Regions from separate parts of the Homo sapiens genome. Here region 2 is linked to region 1. Evidence: read pairs that join two places in POLR2A ChIA-PET (ENCODE). Cell type or tissue: B cell. All regions are shown on one strand. Links, peaks and the distances in the headings refer to the core of each region. The heading gives the core; the rest is flanking DNA.

Region 1 (8,368 bases), core at 2,536-6,535:
AATGAGAACATGTGGTATTTGGTTTTCTGTTCCCGTGTTAGTTTGCTGAGAATGATGGTTTCCAGCTTCATCCATGTCCCTGTAGAGGACATGAACTCATCGTTTTTTATGGCTGCATAGTATTCCATGGTGCATATGTGAAACATTTTCTTTATCCAGTCTATCATTGATGGGCATTTGGGTTGGTTCCAAGTCTTTGCTATTGTGAATAGTGCCTCAATAAACATATGTGTGCATGTGTCTTAATAGAATAATTTATAATCCTTTGGATATATACCCAGTAATGGGATTGCTGGGTCAAATGGTATTTCTAGTTCTAGATCCTTGAGGAATCGCCACACTGTCTTCCACAATGGTTGAACTAATTTACACTTCCACCAACAGTGTAAAAGCGTTCCTATTTCTCCTCATCCTCTCTACCATCTGTTGTTTCCTGACTTTTTAATGATCGCCATTCTAACTGTTGTGAGATGGTATTTCATTGTGGTTTTGATTTGCATTTATCCAGTGACCAGTGATGATGAGCTTTTTTTCATATATTTGTTGGCCACCTTAATATCCTTTTGAGAAGTGTCTGTTTACATCCTTCACCCACTTTTTGATTTTTTTTTTTTTGAAATTTGTTTAAGTTCTTTGTAGATTCTGGATATTAGCCCTTTGTCAGATGGAAAGATTGCAAAAATTTTCTCCCATTCTGTAGGTTGCTTGTTCACTCTGATGATAGTTTCTTTTGCTGTGCAGAAGCTCTTTAATTAGATCCCATTTGTCAATTTTGGCTTTTGTTGCCATTGCTTTTCATTCAGGACATAGGCATGGGCAAAGACTTCATGACTGGTTTGATCTTTTTGTCTATTTTTATTTCATCTTCTGGGAGACTTTTCTGAGTTTTTAAAATGTATTTCTCTTTTTTATGTTGGCAATCATATTTTTAAAATCAAACCTTTTAAATCTCAGTTTGTTCATTTTTCATAGTATCCAGTTCTTGTCTAATGAAAGCACTGTATTCTTGAATCTTTCTAAGGGTGTTGGAATTTCTGCAAAAATGTCTGTTTTTTTAAATAATATGGCTTTCTATTTTGTAATCAGCTTTTCTTGTTTATTTTGATTAGAGTGTCTCACACTCAGAAGTTTTTCCAAGTGTATGGGAATATTTGGTTTTCTGTTGATATTTTAGGGCAAAGCAAATGCCATGACTGGGGTTGTAACTTATATTGTGGTGAAATCAGCTGTTTCATAAGTAGAGTTTTGATGGATTTCCTCTGCATTTTAGCCTTTATGTCTCACTCCCACTCCTGTGGTATTTCAGTTTTCAGATTTCTGAGCATCTCAATGGTTCTTCCAGGCAACCTATATCCATTGCTGTCACTAACCCTCCACCCTCTTTATTTTGCTCTAAGCTAACCCCTTTGGATGCTTTTCACCTGTCAGCATGTTTTCACTTTTCATCTGGGGTTGTTTGTTGAAAAAAAAAAATTGTTGAAATCTTTTATCAGTTTATGTCCATTTCTTTTTCTTATTTTAGCTTATGAATTTGTACCTATTTGTATTCCTTTACTAACATTTTAATAGGCTTTTGGATGGAAGAGAATATAAATACATTTGCATAATCTGCCATCTTTATCTAGAAGTCCCTGTTAATTTTTAAATATACATTTGTCTGACCTGAAATCTGTAGACACATATTTAGTATTTATTTATAGTCTACATCATTTGTAAACATGTGTTTTTAGTGCATATGTGTAAGGTGCCTTTTGGCATGTACCATTTCTCTGACAATTTTCTCAATATTTTAAGGTATAAACAGGTCAAACTTTTAAAAAAATCCTTTCCAGGTTGTAACTTACCTCAATTATATTTTTTCTAAAAACAATTCTGTAAAATAGGTATTGCCACCATCTCATTTTACAGACGAGAAACGGAGATTCCAAGAGAGTTGAATGATAAGCTTAAGATAATAAAGCTGATAAATGTTGACCTGGTTAGATCCAAACTTCGGTTCAGCGGTACATGTGCAGATTTGTTACCTAGGTAAATTGCATACGTCATGGGGGTTTGGTGTGTAGATTGTTTCATCACCCAGGTAATAAGCGTGGTACCTAATAGGTAGTTTTCAGTCCTCATCCTCTTCCCACCTTCCACCCTCAAGTAGCCCCAGTGTCTATTGTTCCCTTCTTTGTGTCCATGTGTAGTCGATGTTTAGCTCCCACTTATAAGGGAGAATATATGGTATTTAGTTTTCTGTTCCTGTGTTAGTTCACAGAATAACAGCCTCCAACCATGTTGCTGCAAAGGACATGATCTTGTTCTTTTTTATGGCTACATAGTATTCCATGGTATACTATGTATATACATGGTATATGTACCATATTCTCTTTATCCAGTCTACCACTGATGGGCATCTAGGTTGATTCCATGTCTTTGCTGTTGTGAATAGTGCTGCGATAAACATTTCTGCATGTGTCTTTATGGTAGAATGATTTATATTCCTTTGGGTATGTACCCAATAATGGGATTGCTGAGTTGCACGGTAGTTCTGTTTTAAGTTCTTTGAGAAATCACTAAACTGCTTTCTACAGTGGCTGAACTAATTTACATTCCCACCAGCACTGTATACATGTTCCCTTTTCTCTGCAGCCTTACCAGCATCTGTTATTTTTTGACTTTTTAATAATAGCCATTCTGACTGGTGTGAGACAATATCTCATTGTGGTTTTAATTTGAATTTATCTAATGATCAGTGATGTTGAATATTTTTTCATATGCTTGTTGGCCACATGTATGTCTTCTTTTGAAAAGTGTCTGTTTACCTTCTTTGCCCACCTTTTAATGGGGTTGTTTGTTTTTTGCTTGTAAATTTGTTTATCTCTCATGCTATGCTATGTCTCTTAGACAACATTTGATAAAACCAAATAAATACAACAGCATAAATAAATAAGTTAATCTGTTTAAAGAATAAATTTCTACTTTCACAGGGCATCATGTGCACTGCTTTAGTTTTCAGCTTGGTTGTACTTTTTAATAATATTTAAAACTGGTCCTGAATATTTGATAAGGATATGGCAGTCCTAACTTCTCTCATCAAACTCTATGGATAACTTATACTGATAAAATAAATTATGTTTCATAAAAGAAAAGCTGTTGTTTCAAAAGTAATGGAGGCAGGGCCAAGGTACAATCAGACAATTTTAATTGTCTTCAACTATTATATATCTTACTATATTTTAGGTCAGATAATTTGGCTCATAATATTCAAAACTGTATTAATTATGGGATTTTACAACAAGGTTATGTAGTGTATGTTTGCCAGTTGGGAAAGAAAGATAATTATGCTTGAATGTAGGTCACATTTAAGAAACCCTCTTAGGCCTATGGGAACCATGTTTCCTTAAAAATCAAGAGTTAATGATATTAAAGAGAATGGTGCCACCTCTCATCCTGTGACCCAGTTCTTTTGGTCAGAGACGATTTTTACTTTTTTTGGTGGGTGTGCATAATTTCCCGTAGGGCAGCTTGGATCAGTTGTGGTAGCTACTGAATTGGATCATGTTGGTTATAAGAAACTGGTAGATGAAGCATTACTAATGTGGATATTTACAGGCACATTTCTAGGGCTGATGTCATAAGCAGTTAGTTCTCTTAACTCCCCCCAAAGTTGGATACAAATATTGATTTTTAGCTGGGCAGATCTTTGTCTACTATGCAGTTGTTTTATTCTTTGTCCATGAAAAATTGTTGATATGTTCAAGCTCACAGTGTTCTGTTTTGTTTTCCTGATCCTTTTTTTGTTTTGTTTTTTGTTTAAGCATTACCAAATGTTAAGTCTAAAGAATTTAGATTTAAAACAAGAGTGAACTAGGAGTTCATATAAGGATATGATATTCATATAAGGATCTAACATAATTTTGTAGCATCTGAGAACTCTGTTGTAACTACTTAACCATTTGAATTGAGCTCTTAAAAAACGCTCTGCTCACAAATTTCCCAACCTCTGTTCCACCTCACTCCATCCCACTGCTCACCACCAGTAGAAAAAAGGCTGCAATGGAAAAACAGACTGTTTAAAATTCATTGCATGATACAAAAAGAAACATAAGGTTTTCTAATGCTGTAGCTCTATGTCCTGAAATTGGGGATAATTTTACAAGATATGTAGCAAAATAGATCTCAGCTCCCAATATTCAGAACAAAGCTTTGATTTTGTCACTGCAATTTAAGTGGTTCAACTTATGTTGGGGTTGAGGCAAATTGCTTTTTAAAATACAGAGAGATAGTGAGATATAAAATTTTAATTTATAATTTTAATTGGGCTGGGATTTTTTTGTCTGAAATGTGTGCATTTTCAGTTATTATTTTCATCTTTGCCTTATCTTATTACTAATGAAATACTATAGTTAACTAGTGAGCTGATGATACATTCTGAGGATGAAATTTGTAGCCTATATTTCTCTTTGTCTCTTTTCCAGATTTAAAGAATTAAGATACTTGAATAAGCTGCTGTAAGGAACCACCAATACTAGAAGACATACTGTACTTTAAGATGATTGGGCATTGTGTAGTGCAGACACCAATCCTTGGAAGGACATACAACACACTAAGGATATTTGGGGCCATGGAAAAATCTAGCTCCTGAAGTAACTGATGAGGGTCCCCCTTTTCCCAGCAAATACTCGGCCTGCAGGACTAATGTTTAACTAGCCATGTAGTTTAACATATATTTCCCTATTCCCCTCCTTCCCTTGACTTTTGTCAAACTAGCTTTCTTGGACTAGTTTGATTATATGCCTCTTAAAGGGAAGGAAGCCTTGTATCTTTCTCTCCATTGGCATCTCTATGAAATTCGCATGCTGGTTACTGAAGACAGCAAAGGCTCACAGCAAGCTATAGATGTCCTGGATGAATGTCTTTGCTGAGTCTTACAAATTTAGACCAAAAAAAGAATACTGGAATCTAGAACTAATAATATATATATATAATATATATATTTTAATAAATATATTTTAATTAAAAATATATTTTAATAATATATATTTTAATAACATATGTATTTTAATAAAATACATAGATATATATTTTTAGTCCTATACAGGTCCATTTAGCTGTTAATTTCCACTTCAGAATTCTCTTGTGATGATGTCTGAGTGGGGTATGAGTTCCTCCAGGCTTTGAGGTTTATATAAATAAGAACTATAAGATCAACATTTACCAACAGGTGAGCTGTAGGATGGTAATCCAGCTGCTGCTTGTGTTTTGGGTGTAGTACATTTAGCTAATCCTATTGACTATAATTCTAACTGGGTGGCTCTTGCTAGAACTTTGGGGAAAAGATGTAATCTTCAGGCCAAGGGTGAATGGAGTACTCCAGCTATTCTTGAAATGACCCAGATCTCAAAGCAAGAAGTTGATTTACTTTTTAAAACAAGATTTATAAGTTGCCCAAACTGTTCTCTACTCAAAGGTTATGGTTGGAACCCAACCAAGATAGTAGAAACACTGCCTTCATCAAGCCAGACATTGCTCAAGTTTATAATGCAAGATAAAGAAGAAGTAATACATGTCCTGTTTTAAAGACATGTCTAATTGCTAGGAGAGCACTCAGGTAGCAACACAATAGATCTGCCCCAGTGGTCTAAGCAAAGGCAGTCTCAAATGTTGAGAAGAGTAAGACTTAGAATAGGGAAAGGATTGTGTTTGGCTCGGTCATCTGTAAGTCTTTTTAAAGACCTAGGATGACTTTTAGGGTGTGTACATGACAGGATAAATGCAAGTGTTTCTGAGACTTGAAGACTCTGTAAATAAGGGGATTGAGGGTAGATCTAAGAGAGTTGGAGGTACCGGAAATGTTGGGAATTGGATAACGAATATCACAGAATGAAAGTCTAATTCTGGTGAAGTTAAGTTAAGAATTCTACCTTTTCCTGTTTGAATAACATGCACTGGCTTTAAATGATAATTGTGGAACATCTTAGAGAAAACCTCAGACTCCTGAGCAAGGTGTCTGTTTTAACCAACATAGCAATTTATTTCTGTGGAGAGATGAGAAAATTTTGAATGATTCTTGATTTTTAGAGCACTGCATTTGGTAACCCTATTATAAAATTTTGGATATATATTGCACCCCATAAAATAGCTACAGCAGTTTAGATTTTTTAAATGGCCAGAGCCATTATGTGCTGCAGCACTTGGATTTGGTCCATAATGCTTCGCAATCCAACAGCAATCTCTAAAGCCCAGAGCCCTGGGACTGTTTCCAACAAAACAGTAGGTCAGCACTGAAAGAGAAAGAAGTGGTTGCCTACATTGCCACAAATGGAAATGAGAGAAGAGACGTGCTTATCAGGGTAAATAAACTTGGTCTTATTATTAGAAAAGAGGTGGCAAGTGGGCGGAGGGAAAATAGGCACAGCACTGACATTTACTAAGCACCTACTCATTGTCTCACACATTATTAGATGCCTTAATTCATTACTTCATTTAGTCCTGGCAAAATTCTAAAGATTTGATTATTGTCATTATTACAGATAAAGAAACTGAAGAGAGAGTATATTAGGCCATTCTTGCATTTCTATAAAGAAATATCTGAGACTGGGTAATTTATAAAGAAAAGATATTCAACCGGCTCACGGCTCTACAGGCTCTACAGGAAGCATAGTGCAGGCATCTGCTTGGCTTCTGGGGAGGCCTCAGGAAGCTTATAATGATGGTGGAAGGTGAAGGGGAACAGGTACGTCACATGGCCAGAGCAGGAGCAAGAGAGAGAGAGTGGGGGTGAGAGGCACCACACACTTTTAAATGACTAGATCTCCTGTGAACTTAGAGCGTGAGCTCACTTAACACCAAAGAGATGGCCCAACCCATTCATGAGGGACCGGCCCCCATGATCCAAACACCTCCCACCAGGCCCCACCCCCAGCATTGGAGATTACAATTCAACATGAGATCTGGGCAGGAACAAATATTCAAATTATACCAGAGAGGTTAAGAAAATTGACCAAGGTCACACAGCAAGCATGTGGTGAATACGTTTTGTTAACCCAGGTAACTGACTCTAGAATTTATGCTCCTTTTAATCTGTCACAGTTGAGTTTTACTTTGATGACTTGTTATTAGTGACTGCTGTAAATCTATAACTGTTTAGGTCATCTCTACTGTACAATGGTCATGGGTGATTGAACCACTAATTAATCATGTGTCTTTGGGTTTATTCACTCATTAAACAATGACTTGTTGAGCCCCAATTATGTGACAGCTACTGAGTAAGGTAATTGCACTGCAGCAGGGAATAAGAGAGATGCAATTCCTGTCTTTATGAGCTTACATTATGGAAACAGTAAGCAAGTAAAGAGATTAACATGTTGAAGTCTGTGAAGGGATTACTTCAGTGAGTAGAACCTTAATGCAATCCAATACTCCAGATTGCTATAGGAATGAGATGTACTGGTAAACTGAATAGTCTGGTTATTTATGTAGACTTTATCAAGAAATGGATCTGGACTCACTTCATGGCAAATCTCCAGGTGACAATGCCCATATTGTTTCACCTACAGATTAGTTTCCATAAAACAGTGCCCCTCATTCTTCTGTGTATATGCCACTCAAACTGTTACTCCTTTAATTTTTTTCTAGTTTTTTCCTTTGGAAGACTTTGCTAGGTTTCACTGTTACTAAAAGGGAAGTAGCAGACCACTTCAGTAGGGTTATGCCATCTCTATTTTGGAGTGAGGGTGCTTTTAAAAAATGGTACTGGGTTTTTCTTCTTTTAAAGGTCACACAGTTCTGATTTAGAATGCTCTCAAAAACATATAGATAAATTTAAAACATGAAATTTGAACATGAGTGCTATAATAACATTTATTTAAAAAAAACTATCAAACTTGGCTAAACAAAATGTGGTACCTATACACAATGGAATACTATGCAGCCATAAAAACAAGATCATGTCCTTTTCAGGAACCTGGGTGGAGCTGGAGGCCATTATCCTTAGCAAAGTAACTCAGGGACAGAAAACCAAATGCCACATGCTCTCACTTATAAGTGGGAGCTAAATGATGAGAACACACGGATACATAGAGGGGAACAACACACACTGAGGCCTTTCAGAGAACAGAGGGTGGGAGGAGGAAGAGGGTCAGGAAAAGTTACTAATGGGTACGAGGCTTAATATTTGGGTGATGAAATAATCTGTACAACAAACCTCCATGACGCAATTCTACCTATATAACAAACTTGCACATGTACCCCGAACTTAAAATAAAAGTTTAAAAAACTATCAAACGATACTGTATATATTTTAAAGGTACATACATACACAGAAAAAGATCTAGGAGTAGACATACCTGATCCTGGGGAGGAAACTGGAATTGCAGCTGGT
Region 2 (6,804 bases), core at 718-4,717, 440 kb after region 1:
TAGTCCCATGGACATTTCAGGGTTACATGTAATTCCAGGTATACTCATTGCGGCTACTCATTTTCTTCCCTGGGGAAAGCACATTAGAATATGGGAGGGTAAAGGTAAGAGTGCTGAGAGCTCTATACGTATGCATGCAAAAGGTTACCTCCATTTCAACCAGGGTCACCCTGTACCTCCAGAGATGCATTGATCAACCCCCATTTTTCTGGCCTGATAAAGTCCAATGTCTTTCTCAAGTTTTTGCACCTTCCCAGGTGGCACATCCTCTCTTCTGACCTCTGGCCTTGGACCCAATCCAGCAGCTGCTGGATTAGGTCAGTTTGGTGACCATTTTATCAGCCTCCTTGGACTGTCCTTTTTGCCTACTATGTAGATGTGAAGCTTCGTCTCATCTTTCTACTGCAAACATTCACTTAAAGAAGCCATCTCTGGGGAAGGTGTGAGATGACAACAGAGACTTACACTGAAACAACATCGATGTCTTGAATTGTTAGGATTTTTTTTTTTGAGACAGGGTCTCACTCTATCGCCAGGCTGGAGTGCAGTGGCGCGATCTCAGCTCACTGCAACTTCCAACTCCTGGGTTCAAGCAATTCTTCTGCTTCAGCCTCCCGAGTGACTGGGACTACAGGCGTGTGCCACCACACCCAGCTAATTTTTTGTATTTTTAGTAGAGACGGGGTTTCACCGTGTTAGCCAGGATGGTCTTCATCTTCTGACCTTGTGATCCACCTACCTCTGCCTCCCAAAGTGCTAAGATTACAGGTGCGAGCCACCACGCCCAGCCAAATTGTTAGGATTTTTTAATGCTTTGGTGATTTGTGGATCCAGGCTCAGGTCCTTTGTTCCTTACCCTCCCAACTTCCCCTCTCCTTTTTATCCCATCGCCCCTTCCTTCTCCCTTCCCCCTCCCTCCATGCAGTCTTCTCTCTCCTCCCCTCCTTTCCCTTCCCTTCTCTTTGTGTCTCAGTAGACCAAAGCGGATGTTGCCTCTCTCTGCTATTAGGGAAGGAAAAACAGTGTTTTTTCTTTCTTTCTGCAGTCCTTTTTTTGTGGGTAAGGTTGCAGAGAAAGATAAAATAATGAAGAACAGAGAAGACAGATGAAGTCTTCAGGATAGGCAGAAAGACTAGGGAAAAGAACCCTGCATTTGCTTAGACACCGAGAGAGAGAGCCAGAGGGCCAGGAGATCTAGGCACAGGTTCTGGAATCAAACATTTCCTGGTTGGATCCCAGTTCAAACACTGGCAGTAGTGCCAAGAGGCAAAGCACTTCATCCATTTTGACTCCCAGTTCCTTTGCCTTTAAAATGGAGTCATAATATATTCATTCTTCAACTCCAGATTTCAAACTCTGAAAAGAGATTTTAAAAAATCTAGGGTTGCAAAAACATTTTTGGCAGTAAAACTTGAGGTCCCCCAATGTGACCCTATTTAATGTGGTCTTCAACCTACTTTAATGTCTATCCACACATTTTACTGCAGGAAGATTAATGCATTTGAATTCCAGCTCCCATGGGAGATGATTTATGCTATAGGAACATGCTCCATATTGTCTTTCTAAAATCCAAAAAATGCTCAATTCCAGAAATACAACTGGCCCTAAGGGCTTTGGATAAGGATATCCACCTCAGAGGGTATTTGGAATCCTGAATGGGGTAATAGATGTAGGACGAGGCCCTTAGTAAGTGTTGGCTGCTGTGACCATCATGGTACTGTGGTCTTGAACACGTGCAAGTATGTCCGTCTCCAGGAGTAGCCGTGAAACTTTGTGATAGTTGTAGGATGCACACAATACCCTGTCAGTTACACATAGGCTTCTTTTATATCTGTGGTTTATATCTGTCTTGAGTATTGAAGTTGGTTCTGATTTTCTTTTTAGATGTCTCCTCATTGCCCTCTTAACTCCACTTTTTTATTTTTATTTTTTTTTGAGACAGGATCTTGCTCAATAGCCCAACCTGGAGGGCAGTGACATAATCTCAGCTCACTGCAACTTCCGCCTCCTGGATTCCAGCAATTCTCTTGCCTCAGCCTCCCAAGTAGCTGGGATTACAGGCGTGCACCGCCACCCCTGGCTAATTTTTGTATTTTTAGTAGAGATGGGTTTTCGCCATGTTGGCCAGGCTGGTCTCAAACTCCTCGCCTCAAGTGGTCCACCCGCCTTGGCCTCTCAAAGTGCTGGGATTACAGGTGTGAGCCACCATGTCTGGCCTTAAATCCACTTTGTTAACTAAGGAAAAATAGTATTATTTTCCTCACTATTCCAACTAAGGAAAGGAAAAATAGTATTATTTTCCTCACTATTCCTCTGCTCCTCTCCTTCCATCCTCCCTCCTCTTCTCCCCAGCGCTCTCTGTACCGTGTGTGTGTGTGTGTGTGTGTGTGTGTGTGTGTGTGTGTGTGTCTCAAAAGCCCTTTCCAAGCCGGGCGTGGTGGCTCACGCCTGTAATCCCAGCACTTTGGGAGGCCGAGGCGGGCGGATCACGAGGTCAGGAGATCGAGACCCTCCTAACATGGTGAAACCCCATCTCTACTAAAAATACAAAAAAAAAAAAAAATTAGTTGGGTGCTGTGGCAGATGTCTGTAGTCCCAGCTACTCGGGAGGCTGAGGCAGGAGAATGGTGTGAACCCGGGAGATGGAGTTTGCAGTGAGCTGAGATCGCACCATTGCACTCCAGCCTGGGTGACAGAGCGAGACCCCCTCTCCAAAAAAAAAAAAAAAAAAAGCCCTTTTCCTCTGATCTCAGGGAACTAGAGAGCTGGTTACTTTGGAGGCTGCAGGGCTTTTCTCTGAGAGTAGTGATTACTAGTTAAAAGATGCTAAATGTGAAACAGTTATTTCTTAGGGGCCAGGTGCTAAGAACTTCTCAACAGGGACAACTTAGTGAGGGAAATGGAAAATGAATACACACGATATAAAACTTTGGCTATAAATACAAGATGATTTGGGGGGTGGGAGCGAATGGCATTTTGTTTGGTGTTTTCTCCATTGTAAGTCCTGTTGCCTGAGGTAAGGTAAAATTCTTTTTCCTAACATAAATTTAGGAAGTTGAGTATGAAGAAGAATAAATGGGTCTAGGCTGGAAGAACTTGATTGATTGAAATAAAAAAATTAAAGGCTTTTTGTCCCACAGTGATAATCAAAACATCCTTCTATTATTTAAAAAACAAATCTTGATGTCTAGTATAAAAAAAAAAAAAGAACAAACTGGCTGCAAGTTGTGAATTCATTTTGCCTGTCTGTGCCAGTTTTCCAAACTGGCAGAAGGGAGACTTTATTTCTGAGTATGTACTCCATTAAATATTTCAAGTTGTTAGAAGTATTCTTGGTTTTTGTTGTGTTTTATTTTGATGTTAAGATGGGTTCTCAGACCCTAGCCTAAGATCTGGATTTCTGTGTTGTCTTCATGACAAAAAAAAAAAAACAAAAAAAAACCAAAGACAACAAATGGAATAAACCATTGTAAGTAAAAAGGAGATGTAAACAGAGCACTGAGAACCTTACTTTTTTTTTTTTTTTGAGACAGAGTCTCGCTCTGTCGCCCAGGCTGGAGTGCAGTGGGGCAATCTTGGCTCACTGCAAGCTCTGCCTCCCGGGTTCATGCCATTCTCCTGCCTCAGCCTCCCGAGTAGCTGAGACTACAGGTGCCCACCACCACGCCTAGCTAATTTTTTTGTATTTTTAGTAGAGACGGGGTTTCACTGTGTTAGCCAGGATGGTCTCGATCCCCTGACCTTGTGATCCGCCCGCCTCAGTCTCCCAAAGTGCTGGGATTACAGGCATGACGCACCGCACCCGGCCGAGAACCTTACTTTTAATACAATTTTATGTTTACTTTGTCTACTCAGCCACTAGTCGGTTCTTGCTGACGTTATTTCAAAGGCTGAAGAAATAAATTTGTCTTGCCCACAATTACTATGATTCTTTGTTTTTGTTTTTTTAATAGAATCCACACTTTCCTCTTTATTTGTAATGGGTTTCTTGGTTCTACATGACACACAGCACCCCTTCCCAATCATGTTGCCTCAAGAAAGAAATAGAGAATATGTAGAAAATTAAAGCACTTACATTTGGAGTTGAAAGAAAAGAAGGCAATTGCAAAAGATCTCTCCTTATTCTGTAATGGAAGAGTGCAAATAAGCACATTTTTCCTGTCCTTCTCTAAGATGCTCCTGGCCCACACAATGCGCTTGAGAATAAATCAGTAATTCTCTATCATCAGCACTGCATTTACTCAGTCTCTAGGTATGGCACCTCAACAATGAGCAAAGTCTGAGCTTCCTCTCAAACAAAATTGAATTTAATACGTTTTTGTCTCTAAGATTCCTTTCTGAATTTTGAATTTCTTCTTTTTTTCAATCTGGTTGTTTTAATTTTGATTTTAGTTTGAAGGTAAATGTGGCTCCTGTGTCTTCTCTCTTATACCCAAAACATGTACATGGTAACTTTCTGAAGAACATGGGAAAAAATGGCTCCTTGTTGAGGGATGTGTTCAATAGAAAAAGAAGCCTGGACATGGAAAGATTCTATAAATGAAAGGATCTGGAGGATCTCTTTAAAGGAGCCTGTGAGGTTTTTAAACTTTATTTTAAGCTATTGTGAGCCTATGTTAGCCAGTCCAGGAACATTCATTGTAACTAAACCTCTTTTCCTTTTTTTTTTAAATTTGTTTTAATTCCCTTTTTATTTCTTCCTTCTTTTTCTTTTGGAGATGGAGTCTCACTCTGTCTCCCAGGCTGGAGTGCGGTGGCACGATTTTCACTCACTGCAATCTCTGCCTCCCAGGCTCAAGCATTCCTCCAGCCTCAGCCTCTTGAATAGCTGGGACTACAGGTGTCACCACCATGCCCCAGCTAATTTTATGTATTTTTGGTAGAGACAGTTGCCCAGGCTGTCCTTGAACTCCTGAACTCAAGCAATCCTCCTGCCATGGCTTCCCAAATTGCTGAGATTATAGGTGTGAACCACCACGCCTGACCCCTTTCCTTTCTTTTTAAATAGGCAATCAATATCTGATTTTATGAATGTCTGCCATTGTGCATGATTCAGCTAAGTAAGCCCTAATGAGAATTCAAAGGTTATGACGACTTAGTCATAGGAGTCTATAATCTAATGCAGAAAAGAGATTTACAAAGCATAACAAGGCAGTGTTTTATGTTATGATATAGGTACGGTGAAATGAGTTTAGGGAAGGAAGCCGGGGAAGGCTTCGTAGTAAAAGTGGCATTTAGTAGAACTCATGACGAGCTGAGGGATGCCAATAGTGAAAAGGCAATGATGTCAAGACTGTAAAGCTAAGGCTGTTTAGTGAATAGAGTATTCCAGTTTACCTAGAGTACAAGTTATGTGTGTAAGTAAGGCCTTGTCCTAAAAAAAAAAAAAAAAAATCAGTCTAGTGAGGAAAAAATGTAAATAAACAAATGAATGAGTACATTTTGCATTCTGAGTTATGCAGAAAGTGCTTTGCAACATAGAGGAAAAAGCCCTAACTGTTGTGGTGGTTGAGAGTTGATTGGAAAGCCTCATGGCAGGCTGAGTCTTGATAGAGCAGTACTTTGCCCAGTGGAAATAAGAAGAAAGCATATAGAAGTTCTCCTTATCCTTTGGACTTGCAATACACACAAAACTTTCTGGGGCTTTCTAAGGAAATTTTATTTCAAGATTCTGCTAGGCAATAACTCTCCTTCCTTAAATTGAAGGGTAAGGACTCTAAGTTCTGCTTTTTCTTTTCTCACTGAATTTGCTTAGGTTTTTTTTTCGTTTTTGTTTGTTTTTTTTTTTTTCACCTTTCTCACTGGTATTGATCACTTTCTCTTCCTTAGTAAAGCTCCATTTGCTTCTCTCCTAACCTGGACATTATAGGAAGCACTGATGCTGTATTAAAATTTAGAGAAAGCTCCCAGTCTGTCTTTCCCAACATCCCTTCAGTTTCAATAAGCAAAAAAAAAAAAAAAAATAGTTGTTATACAAGCATGGCAGCTGCCCTGCTGCTTTCTGTATGGTAGAGCAATATGTCCTCATGTTTGCATCAGGAAATGATGTTTCAAGTTGAGGTTCTGAAGTTTGATTGCTCAATTCTGTCACTTGCTAAATGTTTAATCTCAGGTTACCCAATCTCCCTGTGCCTCAATTTCTTCCTCTATAAAATGAAAATACAGTCATGTGCTGCATAATGATGTTTTGGCCAACAATGAACTGTGTATACAACGGTTGTCCAAGAAGATTATAATACTGTATTTTACTATACCTTTTCTATATTTCTATATGTTCAGATGCACATGCTTACCATTGTGTGACAATCGCCTACAGTATTCAATACAGTAAGCTGCTGTACAGGTGTGTAGTCTTGCAACACTAGGCTATACCATGTAGCCTAGGTGTGTAGTGTAGTAGGCTATACCATCTAGGTTTGTGTAAGCACACTCTATGATGTTCACATAACAAGAAATCTCCTACTGATAAATTTCTCAGAATGTATTCCTGTCATTAAGTGATGCATGACTGTAATGTACCTTACAGGACCATTGTGAGAATTAAATGAGATAATCCACAGAGAGCACTTAGTGCTGTGGCTGGGATGTAGTCAACATTTTAATAAATATTAGCTATTAATTATTTTTAATTTTTTGCCCAGGCTATTCAGCCCTTTCATCCTTTGGATGCTGCATGAAGATAACCTATAGTAGTTAATTTTGTCAACCTGAACTGGGCCATGGGATGCCCAGATATTTAGTTAAACATTATTTCTGGGTGTGTCTGTGAGGCTGTTTCTGCAAGAGATTAACATTTGAATTGGT

The links. ChIA-PET counts read pairs that join two places held together with the same protein. Peaks named below come from ENCODE experiments on the same cell type or tissue, not always from the same donor. Only the 100,000 strongest peaks of a DNase experiment are listed, where the experiment ranks them.
Region 2: POLR2A ChIA-PET joins it to region 1 with 9 read pairs; 9 of 35 experiments call an interaction of 5 or more read pairs at or near these places.

The regions. Positions count from the first base shown.
Region 1 is chr12:92,559,646-92,568,013 of GRCh38, reverse strand. All of the region lies in intron 1 of LOC105369905 (a long non-coding RNA gene), which reads right to left. Among named protein-coding and RNA genes, the nearest start is that of LINC02397, 97 kb to the right of the region's middle. RefSeq lists a silencer at 6,852-6,931. In B cell, for the core only: no CTCF peak of the experiment used is centred there; no DNase peak of the experiment used is centred there; H3K27ac peaks cover 3,048 bases.
Region 2 is chr12:92,123,192-92,129,995 of GRCh38, reverse strand. All of the region lies in intron 1 of LINC01619 (long intergenic non-protein coding RNA 1619), which reads left to right. Among named protein-coding and RNA genes, the nearest start is that of LINC01619, 16 kb to the left of the region's middle. In B cell, for the core only: no CTCF peak of the experiment used is centred there; no DNase peak of the experiment used is centred there; H3K27ac peaks cover 32 bases.